Regions from separate parts of the Homo sapiens genome. Here region 2 is linked to region 1. A link is an interaction called in ENCODE POLR2A ChIA-PET data of the cell type or tissue named here. Cell type or tissue: HepG2. All regions are shown on one strand.

Region 1 (2,500 bases):
AATTCTTCTGTTAATTTAAGTAAAAGTACAAATAACCCATTAAACCTATTAAGTCTTAAAGGCAAGATATTTTCAAAGCCGGCAATCATATGGTATAGGAGTAAGAAAAACTAAAGCAAAATGAAACATCCAAGGAATCCAATTAAATATGAATACTAGGACTTTTGGTATAATTAAATAGGAAGAGGAAGTAAGACATTAGAGAGTCTGCTTTAATGTTTGGTATTATAAACTGCACAGCTCCTGACACACAGAGCAACAACCCAACCACACAGAAGGTGGTCTACACCCAGCTCGGATGGCCGCAGTTACAGACGTCAGACTGGAATATTCACCTGGATAAAGAACACAAACCACTTTCACCAGCCCTCTGAAATCTAAGTAGAGACGCTAGTCTTCATAAAGAAATCTCAAATTTGAGGAACAAAGAGAAATTCCTCTGGCTTAGCTCCATGAGAAGATGCTGCATCCCACAGAATGCTGGGGTCACAGGACCCCATTTCCTACTAATTGAAGATGTGCCCAGAGTCTCAGATGTCTTTCTTTTCCTGAACAGCTGCATTCCAGTGATCTCTCCTGTTCCTCATCACGGACCGGCTTTAATTGATAGTTTAATAATAGAGCATGTTGGCGATTACATGACCAGCAGAGGGCACCAGCTATCTGGTGGAAATTCTACATCAGAAAACTTGTTTGGAATTCGTGGTTTTCTTTCCCTTCCTTGAGACTAGAAACTGTTTTCTGTTTGGACACGCGCTAGCATAGTAAAGGATTAGAGCAAAGAACATACTGCAATGTGGCATATCAATCACAGGTTAAAGAGAAACTTAGAATTAAAAGCTAGTCCGACTAAGTTGACCTCACACCCAAATTAAAACAGAAAAACACGGGCATGAATCTCCATTGTTCAAACAGCATCGTCTGACATGGTTACCAGCACTCCAAGGGTAGCAACCTGATCCCTAGTTAAAGAGCTCTACCGCCCTATTGTAATTTGGGACGTCTGCCCTGATTATCTGCAGGGGGATTAGCTTTACATAGGAGTTAGTGAGGGTTAAGAAGGTCAGGGTTGCTTCATCATTCTCCCTGAGCAGAATGTATAAACAAGGACTAGTGTACCTGTGGCGACAGCGGCGAAGAAACCTCATTATTTTTCGAGCAGCTTGATCCTGCTTTTTGGTTAGCAAACTGCTCCTGAAAAAGTCAGAATATTATTGTCACAAGAAGGTTACAGTAAAGCCCAATATGGAAAACTGGTCAGCAGTGACAGAGGACTCTGAATTAAGCAGTTCGTGTAGCAAAGCCAACAGCATATGTTAAAGATGTATACAATCTGAAGGGGGATGAGTGCGTATGCTGTTCCCATAGTATCGAGTCCGGGCATCACTAGAGGAGAAAGGAGGGTGTGTATAGGCGCTCTCAGCTTCAAGACAGACTATACAAAGACTGAAAATAAAATGTCACTTAAATATTCTTCCACAATTCATTATAAGCTCATTTTGCCACAAAAGGCATTCTGGCATTAGAGAGGCTTTCTTAGTTTACAAGGTGATTCACCGGAGTTGATACACTCTTTGGGCTATTTTGTAAATGTACTGATCAATATATTTTACTTGGCTCAACATTTTTATTACAGTCTCTAAAATGGAACAGCTTAACCCTAATTACTCTCCCAAGGTCTCACATGCAGTAATTCTACAATTTCACTCATTTCCCATTTGTGTCAAGAATAGCCTTGTCTCTAATCGGAATGTAGCATCATATACGTTTCAGTTACATTAGGATTAGGAACAAGTTCTGTTTAGAAATAACTCCAAGAATAGTTTTCATATTTTATTTTCACATTGAAAATCAGATTTCCTTCAGCCTCAAAGAGCATGTTTATGTAAAATTACATGAGTGCTGGCAGCGGGCTGTACTTTTTTTTTTTTTTCCTAAACAGGAAATGGGTTAAACTACTATAATTGAGTGGTAACTTTCTGAGTAGAAACTGGTGCTGCCAAATTCTGATATAAGGTAAAATTGGGTGGCAATATCAAAATAATTGGGTGGGAGGTGGAGAGAAAGAGCTAAATATTCAAAACCAGACTCAGCACAGGTGTACTTATCAGCCACCATGCCTAAAACGTTCTGGAACACAGTGACTGCCAATGCTTTAGGCCCACCCCAGACTCCAATGTCAGCCCAGGACAAGTCTTTCAAAGAAGTCAGAGTTCTCTTCCCTAGGGAGCTTTACCTCCATGAGCTCTTCTCCACCCACCTGAGTTTCTGTTGTACAATCACAGCCGTCCGGCGAGCCTGCCGTCTTTTGCCACATTTCTTATAACTTCGGTAGTACTTTTGGATGAGCACAGCAGCCCGTCGGCTCTGCTGGAATTTTTTTTGTTCATAGTAACTTCGGAATTTGCTCTGGATAAGGATGGCAGCCTGTGTCATCTTTTTATAAAGTGCGTACTGCAGGGGAAACAAGAACAAGCGACACAGTAACAACAGGGGCTGC
Region 2 (2,500 bases), 72 kb after region 1:
CTATCACAGGTATAAGTGACATTTCCCAGAGATCCTCCCCAGTGGGTCTCCAGGGTAAACCCCATTGCCTGCCTACCTCTAGCCTGGAAGAGGTCCCCCTTGCATCTTTGTATGAAGAGCTGGCCTGCTCAGACCTCCCTGGGGTCCTGTGCAAATGGCCTGGGGTCAGGTCAGGACAGAGGAAATTTGTTCTGAATCCGCACCTTTGTGGGTGGAGGAGAAATGGTGAAAACGGCAGTTCCCGAAGACCCTGGGTTAAAGGCAGCCGCTCATTCCCTCTCCTGCCACCCTTGATGCCCCCTCTTCCCGGGCTAACCCTGCTCAGGCTTCAGGTCTCACCAAGGGGGTCGTTTCCTCTGTGAAACCTTCCTTACCACTAGTTGGATTCAGCTTTTTGACAGTCCCTCCTGCACTCATTCACGTGTGCCTGCATTCATATCACAAATATGTACTGCAGCCCACCACGTGCCAACCCTGGGCTAAGTGATGGGGGTCCAGCAGACAGGGCCTTTGACCCTGGAGCTCACAGTGGGGCGCAGGGGAAGGGAGGGGAAGACCCCTAGGTCTGGGGGAGGCGCTGCAGCTCCGGGATCCAGAAGGCTGCGATTCCTCCTCCCACCTTCCCCCATCTCCACGCCCGGTCTCTCCCAGGATGGCTGCGCCCCAGCTGAGATTTTGGGGACGTCGGGTCCCTGCCCCCCGGCCCCAACGTGGGGACGATCGCCCTCCGCAGGGCGGGGCTGCGCAAACAAAAGCTACGCCGCGGGGACAAAGGCTGCGCCGCGGGGACAAAGACTTCGCCGCAGCAGCTGCTGCTGCTGCTGCTGCTGGCGCGCGCGCGCGCGCGCGTGTTCTCTGCGCCCCGGACCCACGCCCCCCCCCGGCCTTTAGCCAAGCAAACAAATTCATGTTTTAGATCAAATGAGGGCAGACAGTCTCTTCCCCGCCCTCAAACATTTTCCCCCGCGCATGGCAGAGGGGACAAAGGGCGCATCCCACATGCAGCAGAGGCCACCGAACGAGGGAGCCAGGGCTCGCCGCCCACCGAAGGCCTGTGGTCCCCGCCGCACGGTGCGGCGCACTCGGAGGCGGGTGGCCGGGCTCAGGCCTTCCTAGTCCCGCGGTCCTCGCAGTCCCTGCTGGGGCCCCAGACCCCGCGGGGCGCGGCGCCGCCAGCAGTTCCGCGAAGGGCCCCGCATTGCGGCTGCGCGTCGGCGGGAGGGCGCGCGCGTGGGAGAGAGTGTGTGCACGCGCGCCGCCGGCAGCCGTGCCCCAGTTTGCTCCGCGCTGCAGTCCCCTGGCGCCCACCCCTTCCCCAGCCCTCCTCCCCTCTCCGCGGCGAACCCGTCTCCACGGCCTGGCCAGCGCGGAGGGAGAATCGGCCCAGCGCCCGCGGGGACGGGAGGGGCTGAGCCGAGAAGCTGCGGAGACCGAGGGGAGGGGCCGGGAGGGACAGGCGGGGAACGGAAGGCTCACCACCGCCCGGCCACTGCAGCATTGGCCCGGACGCAAAGTTCATGGCCAGGCCCCGTGGCTGGCCAGAGGCCCGGGACCCCCGCGCTCCCGACTAGCTGTTCCCGCGGCCCCCTTTGCGCTGCGACTGCGGCGCTGCTTCCCCTCCCCTCCCTTAGTATTTATCAAGCTGGTGAAAGGCTGGGAAGGCTGGGCCCTTGGGTGGGTGAGTGCCTTGTATTCATTTAGGGGGAAAAAGAATAGCCAGGGAAGACCCGCTTCTCCCCAGCCAGGTGGGGTCTGGCAGTTCCTCTGTCCCTGCCTCCCACTCATTCCTTGAAAGGACAACTGGCCCAGACCAAAGGAAAGCGTCCTTCAGGGCCCTGATCTGCTCTCTGCAGGGCCCCTGGGCCGAGGTGGACCCCAGGCTGGTCCCCTCTGGTTCAGCAGGGCGCTCTGAGCTGGGGGTCCAAGCTGCGGAGCTACTGTTCCCCTAGCTGTGCCCTGGCTGGTGGTAACAGAGGCGATGCTGCTGGACGCCCAGGCCTTGATGTCATCGCCGCCCCAATTCCTGTCACCCTCCTGTGTATCCTGCAGGTGCAGGGGTGCTTATTTCAACTTGGAGGCCCACAGAGTTCAGAGCTCAAAGTTCTGGGGGGGGGGGCAGCTAGGGAGCAGGTGCCCAGCTTGGCGGCAGGCCCATCTCGAGGGGCCTGGGGTGGCCGAGGTCCCGGGGTGTGTCTGTCATGAAGCAGTTGGGTGGCTCCCCTTCCCCCCGGTTTCTATGGCAGCATCCTCCCGTGCCGTAGCTTCTGGGGTACAGCTGGCTCTCTGGGTTTCCAGGGGGCCTGCAGATGTGTCCTGAGCTCTGGGGCACTGCCTGACTGTGACTTTGCTCTCTGAAAAGGCTCCATCTGCCAGGCAGGGTCCTACAGTGGTCCCAGCATCCTTGGGTTCATTCTAGTGAGGCCGGCCAAGTCACTCAGGGAGAGCCAGAGCTCTGGAGAGTTCCTGACTCCATTCCCCATTTGTTCTGCAAAACTAAAAC

What was found. Peaks named below come from ENCODE experiments on the same cell type or tissue, not always from the same donor. Only the 100,000 strongest peaks of a DNase experiment are listed, where the experiment ranks them.
Region 2: POLR2A ChIA-PET joins it to region 1 with 11 read pairs; 11 of 35 experiments call an interaction of 5 or more read pairs at or near these places.

Annotation. Positions count from the first base shown.
Region 1 is chr1:7,751,153-7,753,652 of GRCh38, reverse strand. It overlaps CAMTA1 (calmodulin binding transcription activator 1), which reads right to left. Exons shown (of 23, transcript NM_015215.4): 20 at 2,261-2,454; 21 at 1,120-1,194. Among named protein-coding and RNA genes, the nearest start is that of VAMP3, 19 kb to the left of the region's middle. In HepG2, a CTCF peak has its summit at 653 (motif pointing right); DNase peaks (open chromatin) are centred at 652 and 1,032.
Region 2 is chr1:7,679,192-7,681,691 of GRCh38, reverse strand. The region is part of intron 11 of CAMTA1 (calmodulin binding transcription activator 1); the gene reads right to left. Among named protein-coding and RNA genes, the nearest start is that of VAMP3, 91 kb to the left of the region's middle. In HepG2, no CTCF peak of the experiment used is centred here; a DNase peak (open chromatin) is centred at 1,441; H3K4me3 peaks cover 2,097 bases.